2 separate regions of the Homo sapiens genome follow, and region 1 is linked to region 2. A link is a loop called in an ENCODE intact Hi-C map of the cell type or tissue named here. Cell type or tissue: B cell. All regions are shown on one strand. Each heading gives the region's core, and the rest is flanking DNA. Links, peaks and the distances in the headings are about the cores only.

Region 1 (11,192 bases), core at 1,118-9,117, 120 kb after region 2:
GCCTGGAATGCTGGACTAAAACTAGCTGTAAGAAAAGATAAACCGAAAATGGTGTTCATAAAAATATAGAGCAATGTAAATAGCAAAATTCCATACAGTGGCTGATCGGCTGATCATTTACTCAGGTCCTTTGCTGAGACATGCAGATATTAAAAAAATGAAAAATATTTTATCCCAGTTTCTCATAATACTCAGTCCACTTGAGGAGAGAGAGCTATAAAAAGAAAAGTGCAGTGATGGGCCATTTATACAGTACAGAGAAGCAAGCAGCATTTAACTCATCTAATGAAGAGTGACGGGGGGAAGAAGATGTACCAGTGAAGTAGACATCTGAGCTGAAAGGGTTTTATTCTGGCTAAAGGGCACAACATGAGAAAGACACACAGGTGAAAACTAGTAGAGTGTACACAGAAATCTCTGAGTGCTAAAAGGCAGAGCAGAAAATGGTGACAGATGATATTAGAGAAGCCGTGAAAATACATAGTCATATTAGGGAGCAGGACCTCAAATAATCCCATGTTACTTTGGGTTCTCCAGGGTTTAAAAGCCAAAAGAAAAGGAAAAGAAGTTTATGGAGAAAAAGGAAAAAATGAAAGAAAGAGTGGTTAGAGGGACATGGGACAAACTCTGAGAGTTCTGGGTCTTGGAAGCCATGGAAATAGAGTTTCAAGAAAGATGTAATTTACAGTATTAAATGTAACTCAGAGGTCCATTAAGACGAGAATTTTAAAATGACCTGTGAATTTCACAGTCAAACCAATTGTTAGACTCAGTAGGTGCAGTGCCAGTAAAGTGGTTCAGATGGAAGCCAAATTAAAGTATATTTTAAAAACTAAATCAGAAAAGAGAAGAAAGCATGCATTTCTTCGAGAACTTGGTAATGAAAGGACAGAGATAAGGTAGTAGCTACCAGAGAGAACCTGTTTCATTTGTAATGGAAGAGATTTGAGACAGTTTAGAGGCACAGAGGGCAGAGTCAGTAAGAGAGAAGAGCAAAAGAAGAATAAGACAAGCTTCCAAGAAGAAAGAAAAGAATGGATTCCATGGGTAGAAAAGTGAGTTTTGATAAAAAGAGGGTCATCTCAACTTAAAAAAAAAAATGGAGAGAAAATGGAGGATGACTGTGGCTAAGTAATTGGTTAAAGGTGTGTGGGAAGTTAAAGGTGACCAATTTTCTCAATGATATCTTATTGTCACAGTGGGAATCCTATATTTTTTCTTGCTTAAAACCATATTAATAGGAGATTCCGGATTCTTGACTTGACAATATAACATGTGAAAAAGATCCTAGGAGACAACAAGCTGATAGAGGTATTAGGAAAATAATGGTGGTCCCAATCTACTTCCATAGAGATAGACATCCAGACCACATGACAATGATATGTTCAGTTTTGAAAGGCCACATTAAAAAAAAGACTCTGTGAAATAAGATATTGTTCAGAAAAAAGGACATCGAATGATCATAATCCTTTAAAACCACTCAATGAAAAACAGTTGAAGGAGGTTGGTATTGTTTACCTTAAGAAAGGAAAATTTAGAAAGCAATCTATCATAGGTATTGGGAGAATATTCACTCTAAGGTGCTTTATGTAGCAAAATTTGGATATGACAAAGAGGTAGGTCTTATTTTAAGAGAATAAAATACTCATTTAGAGGACTGTGCAACTCTCCATTGCGGAAAGTGTTTAAGAGGTTCAATAACTTAAACGCAGGAGGGTTGCAGCAAGGACTCCTGCATTTGGAAAATGTTGGTTATCTTCCAACTTTAAGTTTCCATAAGTCTTTCTTTGAAATTGTTTACCCATTTTTTAGAGGTTATGGGATAAGATATGGAACACATTAGTGGTAGTATCTAATGGGATGTTGAACACATTGAAACAGGAGAGCATTTAAAATCACAGTGTTTAAAGTTTGCACTATAGGGATTTGGCACTGAATTTTACAACTTGGTTTAACTGCATAAGTCACTAAAAAGATAATTCACTGTTTCAAAGCAGTGAATTACAATTCATAGTAATGAAGTTTGAAGAGGATAACTAGCAGCTTGCAGGATCTGGAACTTGACAAAATTATAAAGTGGCCATTGGCAAGATCCACATAACATGTGGGGAGCAGGGAGAGTAGAGGTGTGTACATGTGTGTAGAGATAAACCAAGAGGGGTGAAAGAATAAGCAAATATATCATCAAGCATCCAAGCAACCAAGTTTACTAGAGAGGAAAGGATAAGGAGATGGAGTTGGTAGGACACTAAAGGACCCCCACCAGGCAGCCAGGAAATAATGGTCCATGAGTATCAAAATCTTATGTGAGAGTTGCTGAGTTGTCAGCAGGTGTCTTCCACCAACCAATTAGGTGGTCAATTGTTTCTGAGCCTAACTTAAGTGAAAAAGGGGGAGTTCATCATAGAGATATCAGGGTATCCTTAAAAAACTGGGCTTTAAAAGGGAACTGAAACCAAGAACTGAAATACAATTGAGACAATATCTCTCCTTTGAGCATCTACTTTTTTCTCAATCCCTCTGGCCTCTGTCTTTTAGTCTACATGGGACCCAAATGCTATAATTTAGTCCCAGATTCAAATCTTCCTCCAAGAACTATATTTATCAGCCTAATCTCTGTCGGGAACTTATTCTTGATCCAATAGACTATGACCAGAAAGGGAAGGCCCCATGGAATTAAACAGCTGCCAGGAATACTTTGCTGGTACATCATGGATGGGGTTATGGGGAGGCTATTTATAGAGAGTTGGAACTGAACAAAGAACAAAATATATACTCACCAAATATATACCAACAAGCTTCTGATATACCAACATAACTTCCATAAATCCTTAGATTCCTCCAAACAACAGAAGGCAACAAGAACCATGAGAGTGGCCAACTATAAGACGTGTTTCTCCAGATTAGACAGATGATATTCATAAATGCTGAAAGTCAATAACATAGAGCAATTACTTGTGTGGACTTTGCAGTTAGAACCTGTCTTCAAATTGTGGCTCTGCTAAGCACCAGTTGTGCGACTTGGTCTATTAGTTAATTTTTCTGTGCCATTTTTTTTCGTCTGTGAACAAGACCCATGTTAGCACACACCTCTTGAGTGCGTAAATAAAAGTAAATGGGATAACACACTTGAAGTATTTAGCACTGTGTGTGACACAGAGTGAGTGTTTCCAAAATGTTGCCCTGAGTCTCCTGCAAACATTTTAGATGACAACCCAAGGAAAGCAAGGTGAAAATCTGTTGTATTGCTTCACCTTTTGTCTCAATAACAGTGGAAGACCTAGTCCCTTTTAATCTTACCACACTCGCAAACCAGTCAACTCTAAACCATCCTGATGTTTTAGCTTTGAGGGAGGCTTTTAACAGCAGGTAAATTTCAAGCGTGGCAGCAACCTTTCTTTTTGGTGGCTGTTCCCTAGACCTCCATGGTCTTCTTGAAGGAGTGGCCACCTAAGAGTCCTCAAGTCTCATTTCAGAGACAATGGGTGGTAGTGGGAAAAGTTTCATCCCAGCTGACGTAATGTTGATTAACCAGGTAATTCACAGGCAATTAATACTGGAGGGTTTTTTTGGAGGAGGAAAAGGGGGATATCATTTTTTGATCCACTCTTGTTCATTACTTATGCAAATTGAAGGCAGAGGATAGGCCAGTGAGGAAGAGATATTTTAGGGCCAATGGGTATCTTAGGTCCTTGAATATCATAGAATAGCAATGCCTGACATTTGTATAACACTTTAGGATAGTGGTTCTTAATCTTTGGCAAGCACAGGAATCACCTGAAGTGGTAGCTAAAACACAGATTGCTGAGCCCCATACCTAGAGTTTCTGATTTATCAGGTTTGGGAGTGGGGCCCAAGAATTTGCTTTCCCAGCAGGTTCCCAGGCGGTGCCCATGCTGCTGGCCTAGGAACCACATCTTGGAACTCATAGATTTAGCGTTTGCAGAGCATTTTCCCAGGTGTTATCCCATTTAATCCTGACCATAATTTTGCAGGGAGGCCTTATTATCTTCATTTTCAGGGGAGGAAGCAAAGGAATAGAGCTCCATGCTTTTCCTCTCCCCGCTAGCTTTCTGAAGCAGTGCTAACAACCTATATTTGTCATGACTTGATGAAAATAGTTAATGGCACATCACTAATTCAATTTGTAATAATGGCAGCTGATGAAAATGTTGTTACACTCTTGAAGAACAAGGGCTGTTATGTTTTTATACTGCAAAGAGTGGGTACTCAAAACTTTTTTGCTGATTTTCTTTTTACTTTTATCATGTCATCTCACCCATAAAGTCTCTAAATACCTAAGTCTCAAAGTGGAAGGATGTCTTGGTGCTGAACATAAGTATCCAAAACTCAAGTATCCAGGATGCAAATGCTACAAACTTGAAGAGAACCTTGGGAGAGCTGCATTAATAGATTAACTAAATTTCCTACAGTTATGCTGGCTTTTTTTCCCAAGTACTTTTCACCTATACTGTGTACCAGGAGCAATGATTCTGATGAAACATTATTAAGGTTGTCTGAATGCGAGTAAGTTTCTGTGTGTATTTCCTTTTGCAAAACCAACTTCTTTTTCTGCTCCTTTATAAGTCTCAGCAAACCATTATTAAATAATGGTCAAGATGTGCGGGCTATTTTACAGACTATTTTCTGATTTAATATTAGACCTGATTTTTAGTCTTTTTATATAAAACACTAAGCTTCATTGTTGAATTGTATAACCACATAGTTTAAAATGGTAGACATTATGATTCTGAAAACTGAAACATTATTTTTGAAGAAATGGGAGTAAGGAAAAGAGCTTCAGGGGGTCTTTGAACTTACATTTCTATGGTTTCAGATTTCAGATTCAATTATTCCTAACTTAATAATAATTTAACCAAGGGTATAACTGTATTATCAAGAAGTTTTCATATAAACAAATAAAACTTTTTAAGAATACATGACATGTAAATAATTATAAAAAACAACCAAAGACTATGTTCTAAGGGGTTTATGGCCCATAAAAGTTTCTATGTGTTAATGAAGGTTGAATCTGTAAACCTTCATTCAACAAACATTTATTTTGCACCTATGATGTGCTAGGCACTATACTAGCACCAACTCAGTACACCATACCAAGAGGCTGACTATAGCTGAACAACCATACTGAAACCTGATATGAATCAGCACAGTTTAGTGTAACCGTATTCTTGGTCCTGCTGTGGCTAAGGCCATTCTGATTGACGGAGCTATGGAAAGCCCATTTTTCTAAGTACTTACGTAATAAAACAGGGCTGTTGAGGGGCTGGGAGGAAGTAGGGATGAAAAGGAAACATCTAGTGTACAATTACTGTGAATCAAACACTTGCATTTCCTCATTTACTTTTCACAATGACCTTGAAGTAGGCTTCAGTAACTCCCTATTACGCATGAAAACACTAAGAATCGAAGACTTCAAGCAGTGAACTTCAGACACACCACTAGGAAATGAGAGAGCCAGGTTTTAACCCCATTTCACCCTCAAATCATGGACCTGGCCTTTGGACTGCTACCCAGAGCAAGTGGTTACATGTAAATGTTTTAATATACTCCATAGGACCATCGTCTACATCTATCTACCCCATCCGTGGACCTGCCCTTTTCTGCCATACACCCCTGTCACCTTCTACTCTCCTAGGTTGGCCTGTCACACTCTTGAAATTTAAGGAAAGCAAGCATGTGATCTATGAAGCTACAGAAGCCATCAATGACTGATAAAGTATTAATGGCTGATCACTCTGGTTTACTTCACCAGTAAAGCAATTGACAGCTGTCCATTAGATCTAAAGAAATGAACGTCTAATACCGGAATTTCAGAAATTCTTAACAAGCCAATGGCGTAAAGGTTTTAGTGAAGAAGGCCTTTTAGAACCCTTAACATCATACCTCATTAAAAGATTTTACTATAGTTGTAAGCAACAAAAGTAGATTTTTTAAAAGTATTTTTAGTATTATCTCAATTATGAAAAGGACAAAAATAGAGGCCAAAAGGCCTGTAGAATATATATCAGAATATTACTGCAATAAGAGTATAAGTGACTTTTCTCCCCACTTCTTTATGTTTTTCTATATTTTCCCTTTTTTTTTTTCCTTTTAACATAAGCATGTATTACCTTGGCCATCAGGGAAAGAAAATTAAAAGCAAGGAAAAAATATTCCCACAAGGCAAGTGTCCATTCTAGCACCAGGAAAGGCAGCTTGGAGGGAAATGCCGTGGATGTACTGTGCCCACAGAGATAAAGCCTTACACAGCCAGGAATATTTTGAAGCAAGCACTGCTGGCAGAAACATTGAGGTTTTCAACTGCATGCGGCCTTCCTGGGGACAGATGATAACATCCTGTTCTGAGTTATGGGTACATGTTGCTGAATACAAGGTCGCAGTATTCTAATCTCTTCCTCTTTTTTTCTCCCATAGTAAACAAGACTGAAGCCCATTTGAAGCCATGAATAAAAAACAGAATCAGTTGCTAAACCCTGCAGCCTTGAACCTGTACCCATTATGGGACCTGAATTCCTATATGGACACAAAGAGTATGAAAATTCCAAGCCCAGAACTTGAGCAAACACTGAAATGAGGCTCTTGCCTTTCCCAGGGCTCCACAGAGGTACTCAAGATTTCTATTTGGCCCTTTAATATCTGCTTAGCCTTTCTTTTTAACATAATTTATTGTTTGTACATTATTTTCTATTTTTTCTTAATTTCCCTGAATATTTAAACACACTCATTTTAAGATTACATTCTTTTTATACTAATCTGAAGTTCCTTGGATGTAGACAGAAAGTCTACACCACTCAGAACACACATAGTAACATTATCCATTCCAAAATGTGCTCACGAAAAGTATCTATGATGCCAAAAGGAAACCAAATGAGAGAAAATCAGAAGAAAAGGAAAGGGAACAAATTGGCTGTGCGCGGTGGCTCAAGCCTGTAATCCCAGCAAGTTGGGAGGCAAAGGCATGTGGATCACGAGGTCAGGAGATTGAGACCATCCTGGCTAACATGGTGAAACCCCATCTCTACTAAAAATACAAAAAATTAGCCGAGCGTGGTGGCGGGCGCCTGTAGTCCCAGCTACTCAGGAGGCTGAGGCAGGAGAATGGCATGAACCCGGGAGGCGCAGCTTGCAGTGAGCCAAGATCTCGCCACTGCACTCCAGCCTGGGTGACACAGCGAGACTCCATCTCAAAAAAAGAAAAGAAAAGAAAAAAAAAACAGAAAAGAAAAGGGAACAAATTACATCCAAGGAAACTCAGATTACTACAAAGAAAATGCAATTTTAAAAAGAGTATGTTTAAACAGTCAAGAAGATAAAGTAGAAGATGCCCAAAGTATAGGCATCTTTATGACTCACAGGCCCTCATGAAAGAACTACCAGAGGATACACACTGGCAAGAAACAAAATGAATCCCATAAGCAAAGGGAACTAAAAGCAATTATGAGCAAATAAATGAATCTAAAGGAAACATGTTGACCTTTCACATTATACAGATATTACAGAAGTATTCAATAATATATGGTATTATAGAAGTCTCTGTGCTTTTCTATAATGTAATTATCTTCCTCAATTTTTTAAAAAAGCAATAAAAATAGCAACAGTTAACATTTATAGTTGTTTACCATGTTTCAGGCACTGTACTAAGATTTTATGATGGTTTATCTCATTTATTTCCCGCAACAACCTTGCAAGACATATCTACTTGTTATTCTCATTTTATAGATGTCACAACTGAGGTATAGAGCAGTCATTTTTTTCAAGATCATATAGATAGCAAACAATAAAAATGAATCTGTGCGACCTAGGGAAAGTCAAAATGCAATTTCCTCATCTGTGAAACAAATATATGGATAGTTGCTCTGACCATATTCTAAGGTTATGTGAAGTTGAAATAATACTAATACATGTTAACGTGCTTTAGAAATTGCACTGTACAACTTGAAGTTATAATAAAAATAGAATGTGTGCCAAATTTTAAGAAGGACATTTTGCCACTAGTTAATAGATGATGACATATTTTTATTCATCCATTCAAAATATTCTTTTAATATGGCTTCAGTAGCTAAATATAATTTTGAGGTTATAAAGTAGTAGTGCATTTTTCAGTTTGCTTGCTTGTTTATTTCTGGCTCATTTTGCTCCAGAAAAAAATTTCAGGCAGCTAACAAAGGGTATACAATAATAATTAATAATAATAATAATATTATAAAAGGACTCATCTTGTTTTTTATTTTTAAAATACAACTTAGATTTTATTTCTGAATATACACACTTTTCAAAAGCAACTTGTTATTAATTTAAAACGTAACTTTGCTCCATATGTCCTCTGTCACCACCCGTACTCCGACACACAAATTTAAGCAGCAGGAAAAGTTCATATTGTCTCTTTTAAAACATGAAACTTGCTAATTTTCATACTGCTGTGGCATGGTTCAAGCTAATGATGTCATAATGTGATATTAAAGTAGTAACTACTGGCCAGGCACGGGGGCTCACGCCTGTAATCCCAGCACTTTGGGAGGCCGAGGTGGGCAGATTACCTGAAGTCAGGAGTTCAAGACCAGCCTGGCCAACATGGCGAAACCCCATCTCTACTAAAAATACAAAAATTAGCCGGACGTGATGGCGCACGTCTGTAACCCCAGCTACTCAGGAGGCTGAGGCAGGAGAATCACTTGAGCCCTGGAGGTGGAGGCTGTAGTGAGCCAAGATTGCACCACTGCACTCCAGCCTGGGCAACTGAGCAAGACTCTGTGTCTCAAAGTAAATAAATAAATAAATAAATAAATAAATAAATAAATAAATAAATAAAATAAAGTGGTAGCTCCTGCAGTTATAACAGCCTAATTGGGCAGCTGACATCACAATAGTATTGCTAAAATGTTGGATTTTACTCGATTTCCATAAGAAAATGGAATCTGACACTCATTGCATGCTAATCATTGCAATTTAGTATGTCCCTTATTTATTTTGGATAAGCATTTCATTCTCAAATAAAGAATTAAGTGAGAAAAATGAGCTAAAATTCGATAGAGACACTGGTTGGCAGCCATTTCTTTTGGCTCCCATAATACAGAATTTTTAAGCCTATAGAAAATGAGAACAGATGTAGATAATGACACAATTTGTTATTTATGAATGCAGGTTTTCTCTGAAGATTTAGGAATTATCATGAGAACTATTCACTGAACCTCAAAAAAATCAATAAATATTAATATCAGAATGCAAATGTTTTTACTATAATTTAAAACATGAAGAATATTTACCCATTTTGCTTTTGAAAACTCCAGGCCAGCCTGAATACTTATTAACTGTGTGTCATCAGATGATTCAGAGAGCTTCTCTGAACTACTTGAAATTCTCAAGCAAGGCAATAAGAACACATCCTCAATAAAGAAAAGCTTGTGCATTGTTCTGTCTAAATTTCCACTGGCTCTCATAGCTTAGCAAAAAAAAGGACTGAATATGTCATCAAGAAACCTGGGCTCTGGCTAAGTGCAGTGTAATTCCTGTAATGTCTGTAATTCCGGCACTTCGGGAGGTTGAGGCGGGCGGATCACTTGATGTCGGGAGTTCAAGACCAGCCTGGCCAACATGGTGAAACCCTGTCTCTACTAAACATACAAATATTACCCAGGTGTGGTAGCAGGCACCTATAATCCCAGTTGCTGGAGAGGCCGGGGTGGGAGAAGTGCTTGAGCCTTGGAGGCAGAGGTTGCAGTGAGCTGAGATTGTGCCGCTGCTCTCCAGCCTGGGTGGCCAAGTGAGACTCTGTCTTAAAGAAAAGAAAAAAAAAAAAAAGGGAGAATCTGTCTTTAAAAAAAAGGAACCTGGGATCAAATATTAGCCTTACCACTTAATAGCCCTTTGTGATTTCAGGTAAGTTCCTTAAACATGAGTTACATTTTCCACATCTATAAAACGACAATAATGATACCTCCTGCAAAGGGTTATTTGAAGATAAAATGAGAACAGAACCTTGTATACAGTTAATTATATCTAATTTAGAAGTGAGAATATTCAACAAAATTATTAATTAACCTTTGGGAATTCTATTTTGACTAATATGAAGCTGATGACACCTATCTGATGGAAATTAAATGACAAGACATATGTACATATTGTCCTCAAGTTACCAGTTACGATAGTTTGTATGGGACCTTCCTTTCACTTAAACACTTAGAGAACATTGTAGGTTTATTAATTGGCCTAATTTCCATATTGTTGTGTCTCAGGTAATAGAGAGGCCCAACACAGTTGTATGGGACCTGACTAGAAGCATATATATATATATATATATATATATATATATGTATATATATGTATATATATGCAAATCTGTTATGACAAATTGGTTCAATCTTTAATATCATGAGTTCAGAGCAATGAATTGGGTCACTAAATTTATTTAATCATTAAAAGTCTATTGCTTTTGTTGTAAGACTACTGTTTGGGACCATTCTAAGAGAAATGCAATAAAGAATTGACTTAATGAAAAATCATCCAGCTAACACACTATGCAAACATCAAAGAGCAGAGAGACTTGTTCCAAAGCTTCTTGGCAATCATTTATTCCTATCCTCTACTGAATCCAAGATGTCCTGTGTGGTGCCTCAGGCAGCTCCAGGCAATAGGGAGAGGGAAAGTTTAGCTCCTGCTCCACTTCTTTACCTTGATTCCACCAGCACTGCCTTTACAACTTTCAAACACTGACCTTTTGTCTAAGATTACATTTGCACAAAGGGTTTGGTTACTTATAAAAATGTTTAACTAGCTGATATTCCAACTTCCTCATTTTAGAAAGGAGGAAATTGAAGGCCAGAGAGGTAGCACAGGTCACTTAAGATTCCTTCAGAATCAGGAGCAGAAAAAAAAAATGTCCAGTCTTTTAATCCAGGTTATTTCCACCACATTGCTTTCTTGATGATAAGATTAATCCCTATCATGTACTAAATGTTGAGCATCTTACTTGGTGTTCCACCTGTATTTACCAATGAATAATTGATAAATACATTCCCTTACTTGGTGTTTTACCTGTGTTTACCAATGAATCCAGCAAAATCTCTAAATATTTGCCTCATTTGAAGATAAAGTTCAAGAATGTTAAGCAACTTACACAAGCCTACATTCAAATCCAATCTAACTGGAAATCCTGTACATGTATTTTCCAAGTT
Region 2 (11,192 bases), core at 1,045-9,044:
TATTATGTTACCGAAATGGCATTTTTCAGAGGAAACATTTCTGCCCATCCTCTCACCCAGAACAAAAGCCTAATAAAATTTAGATTTTGAAGAGTTGGGTGCCTAGCTCTGTGGTACACATTCTGTAATTGTTTATGCGTATTTATCAATCAGATTGTAAATATTTCAAACGCAGACATCCATTCAAAGTCTTATTTTTATGTATCACAAGTATATACAGTCAGGTTCATTGTGCCTTTAATTCCTTCAGCTCTCTTATTTAGTTATTCATTCATTTATTTCAACAAATAATAAACATCTGTGAACACTATACCCAGGCCAAGAGCTAGAATACTGGCAACTGGTTGCAGGTATCTGGGTTCCTTCCCATCCTGTTTTTGGGCGGAAGTTTCCAATACAAGCTATCCATCATTCTGCCTTTTGTATTTTTATTTTTTGTGTGTTATGGACTGAATGTTTGTGTCTCCCCAAGGTTCATATGATGAAACCCTATCCCCTGATGTGACGATATGTAGTGGGAAGCCTTTAGAAGGTACTAATAATTAGGATTAAATGAGGTCATGAGGGTGGAGCCTCTTAGAAGGGATTAGTGCCCTTCTAAGAGTCACAAGAGAGCTTGCTTCCCCGCTCTGCTCTACACTGTGTAAGGATACAATTCAAAGTTGGCTGCCTGTGATCTGGAAGAGGGCCTTCACCAGAACCGGACCATGCTGGCAATCTGATCTTGGACTTTCAGCCTCCAGAACTGTGAGAAATAAATGTCTATTGTTTGTAAGCCACTTGGTCCATGGTATTTTTGTTACAATAGTACAAGCTGATGAGGACACCTTGCTTTTTTTTTTTTTTTTTTTTTTTTTGAGACAGAGTCTCTGCTCTGTCACCCAAGCTGGAGTGGAGTGGCACGATCTCGGCTCACTGCAACCTCCATCTCCTAGGTTCAAGCAATTCTCCTGCCTCAGCCTCCCAAGTAGCTGGGACCACAGGTGCACACCACCACACCCAGCTAAATTTTGTATTTTTAATGGAGACAGGGTTTCACCATGTTTGCCAGACTGGTCTCGAACTCCTCACCTCAGAAGATCCGTCCACCTCAGCCTCCCAAAGTGCTGGGATTACAGGTGTGAGCCACCGTCCAAGCGACACCTTGTTTTTTGATAATAGTTGTATTACACATAGCATATATTTAGTAATATTTTTTATACTGAGCTTTTATTTTCATTTTTCTAAAAAAAGGCTATTATGTTATATACAGATTCTGGGATTTTTTTTTTTTTTTGTCACTCAGTAGTAGCTGTGATTCATCCATGTTATACAAGTTGTGATTTATTCGTTTTCACTACTGTGTAATGGCACATTTATGATCTTTTTAATCCACTTTATCCATTCTCCTCTTGTGTGTTTTGTTGTTGTTGTTTGTTTTGTTTTTTTCCAGACAGAGTCTCACTCTGGACAGGCTGGAGTGCAGTGGCAAGATCTCGGCTTATGGCAACCTCTGCCTTTCAGGTTCAAATGACTTTCATGCTTCAGCCTCCCAAGTAGCTGGGATTACAGGTGTGTGCCACTATGCCTGGCTAATTTTTTTATATTTTTAAGTAGAAAAATACAACAAATTTCATAGCATTGGGTTTTGTCATGTTGGCTAGACTGGTCTCAAACTCCTGGCCTCAAGTGATCTGCCCACCTCACCCTCTCAAAGGGGTGGGATTACAGGCATGAGCAACCGTGCCTGGCCCTCTTTGTGGTTATTTGCATTTAATACAGATTTTTAAACTTTTGTTTCTTTTTGCAATTATAAACAGTGCTGCTCTAAACATCCTTATATATGTCTCTCAGTGCACATAAACAAACATGTCACATGAATTTATATCTAGGAGAGGAACCAATAGGTCGCAGGACATATGAATATTCACTTTTACAAGATAATGCTAGATTGCTTTTCAAAGCAATTGTACCATTTTATCCCCACAACGATGTAAAAGATTTATTGATTAGCATTGCTCCAGCAATTGTTATCAAACTTTTAATTATTTTGATTGAATGGATGTAAAATGGCATTTTCTTGTTGTCATGATTTATAGTGACCTGATTACTAATTAAGTTAACTATCTTCATATACTTGTTGTCTAATGGCTTTCCGGTAGGTTTGTTAGACAATTGTACTAAGCAGTCTAATGGTAATTGATTCTGGATAGGAAAGTGTTTCTAGACAAACACTCTCTAAATTAATTTAGTTTCAGAATGCTAGCTTTTTCATAAATAATACATTTATAGATATTCTATTCATATTGTTTGACCTATATGGCTAATCTGTTTTTGCCTTAGCTGTGGACCTACAGTTTTACCACCTAATAACTCCAGAAATTTCAGAGCAAAAGTTGGTGAATCTCAAAGGCAAGGGATGTTTTCTGAATGTTGCAGATTCTTTAATTTATATACATATATTAATTTCAACTTGTTGGAGGTTTAACCTCCTGGGAAAATGAAACTCTTCATTTGGACTTGAATTGTATTAGACCTAGGATCTGTTCTTTGGGTAGGTATAGATTATTTTATGCTTTAAAATGCCTCGATGTTTCTTTGGGGACTAAAATACACAGATCAAAGTTAAAGACTGTAAGAAAGATAATTTTCTTTTTTTTTTCTGTTATATAGGGATTCATTTCATTTTATTTTTTAAAAAATGCAAGTTGTATACAAACTCCTTGGGAAGCTATAAATCACTGTTCTACTGAGATTGTCATACGTAGGGGTAACAGGCACCATCTGCAATTCATCTCATAGACTCCATTTGAAAATACCAATTTTTCTTCAGTCTGTCTGAAGGGATTGTGAGGGATGGTCTGACAAGGAAGACAACCAGGTCTTCCTTTGGGTATCCAAATACTAACAAAATATCCAATCTTTGCTAGGTATTAGAAAAGGGAGAACAGAAAGTTATCCCAGAAAGCCAAAATCATAAGAATACAAATTTAAAAGCCAGGATCACAGAATTATGACATACAAGGTGTCTCCAGTCTAAATTCTAGAGATGCAAATTTTCTAGAAAACCCATGGCACTTCTCCAGGTAAAATGATGATGATGCATTCATATCTTGCATGATGATATAGCCCCACTGGGAGAAAAGGTAGAAATTATGTAGTGAAAACTCAGTTACTAGCCTCTCAAAACAAAGAGACTTTCTTTTCATAATTAGAATTTGTTCTTATTTTTGGCAAAAAATTAGAGATAGATTTGTTTTTGGAACTCAAATGTCATTCGCTATGTACCAATCAGCACCGAATTGTATGGTTGCTTTTCAGAAGAAAACATAGTTCATATTCCAGTTGCAAATACCATCTCCTCACAGATGAACTTAAAGTCAGTTTGAACAATAAATAATCTTTTGATTTATTACACCTTTCATTTTATGATTTCTAATAGCTGCACAAAAATAAGTCGACCTGTGTTATTTAGTTGAATATCTTGTTTCTTCATTTTCACCAGTGTAGGCTTTTGTGATTATTTCTAGTGTAAGTACACATTGTCATCCATAGATAGAAATTAACTGTTTTGTAAATTAATTCTCACAAAATAGTTATAGTATACACTTTTATTTAAAGTGTCCACTATTAATGTGCAACTTGCTTTAAGTCATCTTTAATGTAAACTGTAAGCTTTCTTCAATAGATGCAAAAGATATCCACAATAGTGCCACAGTGGTAGATGATTTGAACAGGAATGAAGAGAAACAGAATGGAATGTAAGTTGCTAGTCACAGTGACTAGTGGAGATTCAGCAATGGGGTGGTGCCCAGTGGTCACTATCCAAACCACTTTCAGTAAAATCACATCCAAAGAATCAAACAACATGCCTGACAAATGGTCTGTGGGAAGGGATGCAGCAGGTACTCAGTGAATTCTGACTTTGAGTTAGATTATATATCCCTTAGCTTTCCACTTTCTAGGGTAAAATAGCACTCTGGCAGGTTTTAACCAATCAACCAACAAATGTGTATTGAGTATCTACAATGTACCTGGTATTTTGAGGGAAACAGACAAACACATCTTATTCTCAAAGAACTCACAATTTATATGAAAAAGCATGATTTTAAGTATATAGTTAATCATTTTAACTTTTAAAACAATTTTGTGCATTCCTTTTCTTTTTTCTTATCTTGTCATTCAACAAACATGCTTTTTACATATTCAATACAGAAAATACAAGAAGTCCCATAGGGGACAAAAATATAAGTGATATAATTTCTCTCTCCTTAAAAAAGTTTAATGTCTACTAGGGAAGGTAAATATAGTCATACAGGTAACCACGATGATAGCACTGAATTTGGGGTTAGATAAAGTGTGCTGATACATTTAAAATGCTTAGTGTTTGACACATAGAAAAATTCATGAATTATTTATTATTATTATCTTGTTAGTATTATAGCTGAGTCTGCACAGATGTGTAGGGATTTGTCAAATGGAGAAGAGAAAGAAGGGTATGACTTCTTCTACATATACATTAACCTCCTTAACTCTGTGTGTTTACAGCCTCCTCCTTTCTCCTAAACTTCAGATCTACATTCTCAGCTTTTTATGGACTCTCTCCTTGGATGACAGCATGCAGGCTATAGTTTAAGGGGAGGCAAGAGAGGGATTAGGCAATTAACAGCACATACAAAGAGAAGACCCAGGATGCTTGAAAATTCCCTAAATGTCAAGGATAATAGAAGACAGAAAAATCAAAGAAGAAAACAGAGCAAAGGCGTTCAGGGATAGTAAAATATCACAGATGCCAGAGTGAAGGCAGAGGGTTAGGGCAGAATGGAGGCATTTATACAGTCAGATGGCTTCCTACATATAAAGGAATGAGCTTTTTCCTCCCTACTTTGAAGTATATCCAAACATAAGTTTGATATTTTCTGAAAATCTCTGCAGCTCAAACATGTACAATAATAAAGTATCTTTTTACCCCAATCTCTTCTAAACCTAGGACATTTAATCATTTGTGGAACTTGTGGGATTATTTTAGATACACTTCTCATCAGCACCAGCAGCCATTGTGCAGTGATTTAAATTTTGCAAAGAAAATCAACAGCTGGTGAGGGCATTGCTGCTTATATTGCAAAGCTGTGCCATCTGTTTATGCAGTGCAATTTGCAAGATTTCTTAGATGACATATTTCATGATCATTTCATATGTGGAGCTCATGTTAAATCCTTCTAGTAGTGTCCTTGGAGGAATCAAAATTGGCATTTATTATGGCTTTAAAAAGGACCCCATCCAATAAGAGATATTGCTGTATATCACTGAAATTAAAAGAACAATACTGCACATAAATATCCACAATATACAGGCAGAATTCTTGATGCTGAGAGCTGTTAGCATAAAATCACATAACCAGGGACATTTCAGATTCATGGTCTCCAATCTCAGTTGTTGCCAGGCTACATTTCTCTTGACTCCTCCTCCCTCACCCTTAGTTATGGATGTTATATTCTATTTGATTAAAATGAGACCATAGAACAAAAGTTCCTTCCACCTTTATCTCCTAGTGCTTTGAGTACATTTTAATCACCACATTCTCCCAGAATCTCCTCCTGTCTTTGTGAAAGGGGATTTTCTCTTTCTACTCCAAGTTCTTTCACCTGTGAATTCCAATTTCTCTTTTGAGACTTTATTTCGTCAGGTACTCTGTCTTTTCTCCCCCAGTCCTCTTCTTCTTTTTTTCTTTTGCTTCCTCTCTCTCTCCTTAGGATTCTGTCTCTCACACACACTCTTCTTTTCTTTTCTTTCTCTCTTCTGGATCTTTTCTTAAAATTTATGTACATGTTTGAGTATATATGCATAGTTCAATAAAGAAATGCCTTTCAAGGACACCATATTCCCCTCTACCTCTACTTTTTTACTGTCGAGCTTCTTAAAAAATTTCCTGCTACGTGCTATCTGTACTTCATAATAAGCAATTTACTCCTCACCGTGCTGTGATCTGCCTTTTGTTCTCTAGTTCCACTGCAACTGTTCTTGCAAAGGTCACTAAGGACTTTTGTATTTCCAAAGACAATGGATAAATCTCAGTTCTTATCTGACATGACTGCAGCAGTTGCCCATCTGATTATTCTCTCTCCATTCTGAAAACATCTGCCCTCTTTGTATCTATGAAACATCACACCTCTTGGTGCTGTGTAACTTCATAGAGGTCAGGCCCTCTTGGGTTGAATTTGGCTTGATTTTCTTCTCCCTGCCTTAGTTAGACTAGTACACTGACTCTAGACTGGATTCAACAACTCGTTAATTCTGTTTTGTGCTTCCACCCAGAGCTGTCAATCTATTCAGTGTTCTTCAACCCCAATTATTATGATCTGAACTCCTTTTACCAAAGGCATATAAACAATGCAGGCCAGACACTTTGCTAGGGAGAGATATAAAAAAGAACATGAGAATTTCTCTGTGTTCTGCAAATGGTGATGTGGAATTAAGTATTCTCTATAAGTAATTTAGATGTGCTACTTGTTTGGTTCTCCATTCAAAGTCAGTAGTGGGAAAATGATGATTAATTTGGTGCATTGGGTGGGGAGGAGAGTGGCTAATAACACGTGGTTTGTTATTGTTGGTATACAGGTTTCAAAGCAAGGCATAGTGAGAGGTGAAGATGGACAGGTAGAAAGTCTAACCGTGAAGAGCCTTGTATGTTATGACAGTGTGTTCTATTCATTAAAGGCAAAGAAAAACTATGGAAGTTGTAAAAAGACATATGGTATATGTCATACTCAGAGGTTTTAAATCATTAGTTCTGAGATTCAGTTCAGAGAAAAGCTTTCCCATGCTTCTAAAGAAAATCACCATTTGAGAATCATTATGCTAAGAAGTTTGGATTCGAGGGGAAATTATATAACTAGATAATTGACATAATTAAAAACTCATGATGCAACGTGGCCGCTTCTTTCCACATAGTTTCTATCTCCACTCTCTACAGGTTGCCACCATCAAATAGAGACTCTTTCATTTCCCTTCAACTGGATTTACAACCTATCTTACCTGGATCCATCCTTTTCTATTTCCCCTCATGTAGCTATAGAATCAGTGTCCCTTTCCTAAGACTCATCCCTCTGCCTGTGTGTGCATGCCATTCCTTCTCCCTCCTTCAGAGACCTCTTTTCTTTGGTAATAACTTCTTATGCATGGTTCTTCAAATTATCTCTCATTTTTCTATTAGATCTTTCTTATCGGCATTCAAAGGCCTAGCAACCCTAGTAACCTTTAAAAACAAACAAAAGTTCCATGACCTGATAACTCTCTTCAGTTACCATCCTTTCTCTTGCCTATCTTTCCCAGCCAAATGCCTGGAAAAGATGCCTACTTCCTGTCTCCTATTAACTCTCTTACTACTTCCATTCTGACTTCTCTTATTTTGCTACTACAACTTCTCTTGCTAAGCTCACAATGACCAATCTATGACTAAGCATAGCAGATACTTCTTAGACAGTTTGGACATCTCAGAAGTATTCAACATAACTTACCATGATTCTCTCTTTGAAAGAAACTCTTTATTTTTGGCATATATGATTCCACCTTTTGCTAGTTTTCCTCTTACTTCTTTAGTCTCTCCTTGTCAAGAAGCTCTTTTGGTTCATCCTTCCCTACTTAACCTCTATTTGTTAGAATTCCCGATAGCTCCACCCTGGACACTCTTTCTTCTCATTCTTTATTGTAAATTCAGACTTATATATATAACTGCAATCTCAAACCTAACTCTTCTTGCTCATCTTTTCAGCATGCTTCTTTACCCACTTTGCTTCATGATGCAAAAGCCAGGATATTTTAAAAGCCCCAACGCCACTTTATTTACCAGTTGATGTCTATTTTAATACCTAAATGTGTCTTAAATATATCCACTTCCCTGTGATACCACAGTCACCTTACAGTCTAAGCTAACATCTTGTCTTGGCTGGAATACTGAGCCATAAAATTCCCCCACTTCCTATCCAGATCTACTATTTTAAAATGCAGCCAGAATGATTCCCATAAGCTACAATTGGATTCTGTCACATTCCTACTTAAAATTCTAAGACAGCTTCCCATGGCACTGGAGATGAAATCCAACATCTTTTATATGGCCTATTACCCTGTATCATCTAGACTACATCTCCCTCTCCAGTCTCATTGCATTCCATTTTTTCCCGTCACTTGCTATACAACAGTTGCACAGGTTTTTTTCTCTGCTCCTTAAACACACCAAGTTCTTTACCACTTTTAGGATCTTCATGTGGAGGCTACTCCTGTCTGAAAAGCTCCACCTGCCTCTCCTATCTTCATACTGCCCCTCCAACCTTCTCCTCATGTTTTGCATTATTAACCTCTCTTCCTGCTTCAGGACACAGTTTAAATGTTACCATGTCTGCAGGGTTTTTTGTCTTGACTCCCCTTGCTATCTATGTAAGGGCCTAATTATAATCTCTCAACACACTCATTGCTTTTTCTTTGTGCTCCTTATTGCAGCTTATTGCTAAACATTAATTTCTGTGGTTGTTTAATAGGTCTTTCTCTCATCATACTATGTGCCTCATGAGACCAGAGAACCAAATATCTCATTTGTTTATATCCTACCCTCAGCATAGCACAGGATTTAACATACAGTAATTACCAATACATATGAGATAGACATTCAGAGGTGTTAAGCTAACTGCCATGGTAAGACTTAAATTTCAAGGGATCCAGGTAGTGACATTGAGGAGAATGCAATAGAAAAGGGCAACCCTCCTAGTAAGGGGAGGATTTTAAGAAGCTATTGTAGCCATCTGAGCAAGATATAAAGAGAAGTTGAGCCAGAAAAATGCCCACAGAAATGGGAAAGAAATGACAGATTTTTAAAGATGGTTAGGAGATATTGTGAACAGGGCTTGATGAGCAACTTAATGTGGTTTTATAATGAGAGAAAGGAGCCAGAATGACTTCCAGATTTATGGTGTGAACAACAGAGAACTATGATGCTATTAATAAGGTCAATGGCATACAAAAAGAAGAGAATTTTGAGAGAAGTGGATGGGGATGGTTTCAGATGTGTTGAGTTGAAGTCCCTGTGATACATACAAGCAAAGATGTCTGGTTGGCATTTAGATACACATCAGGATGGACTGGAAGTTTTCTAAGTATGAGTGCCACTGGGAGCAATGAGAGAGAATGAAATATTTCTTAGGGAAAGAGAACAGTGTTTAAGAGCAGTAAAGAAAATTATAATATTATCTAGGAATACCTTCTAGAAACCTATGAAGTTGTAAGCTTTTTAAAAAGTAAACATACTCAGACAAAAATAAGAGGAATACAACAGTGACAAAAGATGCCAACACAATTTACAGATGTATTGAGGCATAATAAATAATTTTAAGTAGGAAAGTCAAATTTGCCAATGAGATAAAAATCAATTGAACCTCCAAAAGTTTTAAAAAATTTATGCAGAAGTCAAAGATAAAGGGTAGGGCTGGAAACCAGATTGTTAGCTAAAATTTTAAGGTTCTCAGACTCATAACCAGATAAATACTTCTCTTTGGCCTAGGTAAGAGAACAGTATTTATTGATTTATTTATTTATTTTTGAGACAGTCTCACTCTGCTGCCCAGGCTGGGATGCAGTGGTACAGTCTCAGCTCACTGCAACTTCCCCCTCTCGAGTTCAAGCAATTCTCCAGCCTCAGCCACCCAGGTAGCTGGGATTACAGGTGTGCGCCACCATGTCTAGCTAATTTTTGTGGTTTTTAGTAGAGACGGGGTTTCCTCATGTTGGCCAGGCTGGTCTTGAACTCCTGACCTCAAGTCAAGTGATTTGCCCACTTTGGCCTCCCAAAGTTCTGGCATTACAGGTGTGAGCCACCGTGCCTGGACAAGAGCAGTTTTTAGTCTTTAAAACGACTGAGCCAGAGACATTATGGGTCATGGGACAAAAGGTATGGCAGAAAGCAAGTGTAAGTATGCAACCTGAACCAAAGGGAAACTAATAAGTCTATAGGTTTAACTAGAGACCACCAGCTGCCTTTTTCGGCTCAACACCCAAATACAACCAGATTTACGTATCTGAAAAGACTTGTAGGTACTGAGTTTTGAGGACTATATGATGAAATGGTATCGTCCTCAATTGATCAGCACAGAGTGAAGCCCAGTGTTCAACAAGCCATGCCCCAATATAGAAAGTGTTCATTATTCCAATATTGTTAGATACCTAAGGAACAACAAACGTAAGAGAGTATACAACATGAAAAAATCAATTATAAAAGGGGTAAAAAATATTGTTAAAAAACTATGACTGACATGCTCAAGGTGATAAAAAAAGATAACTGCATTCTTAAAACACCACATTCTTAAAACATACCATTAAAAAAAAGTACTGAACCATAAAAAGAAAAATTTGGAGAATAAGAAAAACTTTTTAGAAATTAAATTACATAGATAAAATTAAAACTGTTATAAAATAATTGAAGATAAAGTCAGGGAACAAATGAAAAGAGAAAAATATAAAAATAGGAGAAAAATAATCAGGATTAATTTAGGAAGTCTAAAAATTGATTAATATAATTCTATAAGAAGACAATGGTGAAAAATGGAAGAAAAGAAGTTATGAAGAAATAACACCAGAAAACTTTCTAGATTAGAAGTTTATAGTATCAAGGCTAAAAGTACCCACCCATTAGAAGAAAAATCAAATTAAAAAGATCTCCACCAAGGCAGGTCATCATAAAAATTTAGAATACCAAGGACAAAGATGAGATTATGAAAGCATCCAGAGAGACAAAAACATGTTACAAACTAACATGTTTTTGTCATGGGCTTCTAAATAGCAACACTGAAATCTGAAATGACGTTGGGCTTCTAAGTAGCAACACTGAAATCTGGAAAAGAGTGTGTCTGGCTACAGTGGCTCATGCTTGTAATCCCAATGCTTTGGGAGTCCAAGGTGGGAGGGTAGCTTGAGACCAGGAGTTCATGACCAACCTGAGCAATATAGCAAGACACCATCTTAAAAAAAAAAATTTAGATCAGTGTGGTGGTATGCACATAGAGTCCTAGCTACTGAGGAGACTGAGGCAGAGCCCAGGAATTCAAGGCTTCAGTGAACTGTAATTGTACCACTGCACTCCAGCCTGGGCAACAGTGTGGGACCCTGTCTCTGAAAAAGAAAAAAAATAAAATAAAAATAAAGAAGAAAGGAAAATGAACAATGTCTTC

The links. A loop is a pair of places that touch in the nucleus more often than their neighbours do. Peaks named below come from ENCODE experiments on the same cell type or tissue, not always from the same donor. Only the 100,000 strongest peaks of a DNase experiment are listed, where the experiment ranks them.
Region 1: it touches region 2 in a loop (1.9-fold over the local background); 3 of 110 quality-filtered maps call a loop at or near these places.

The regions. Positions count from the first base shown.
Region 1 is chr12:91,942,376-91,953,567 of GRCh38, forward strand. It overlaps LOC105369901 (a long non-coding RNA gene), which reads right to left. Exons shown (of 6, transcript XR_007063580.1): 4 at 2,781-2,927. Among named protein-coding and RNA genes, the nearest start is that of LINC02404, 73 kb to the left of the region's middle. In B cell, for the core only: no CTCF peak of the experiment used is centred there; a DNase peak (open chromatin) is centred at 5,296.
Region 2 is chr12:91,820,092-91,831,283 of GRCh38, forward strand. No RefSeq gene overlaps it. Among named protein-coding and RNA genes, the nearest start is that of LINC02404, 50 kb to the right of the region's middle. In B cell, for the core only: no CTCF peak of the experiment used is centred there; no DNase peak of the experiment used is centred there.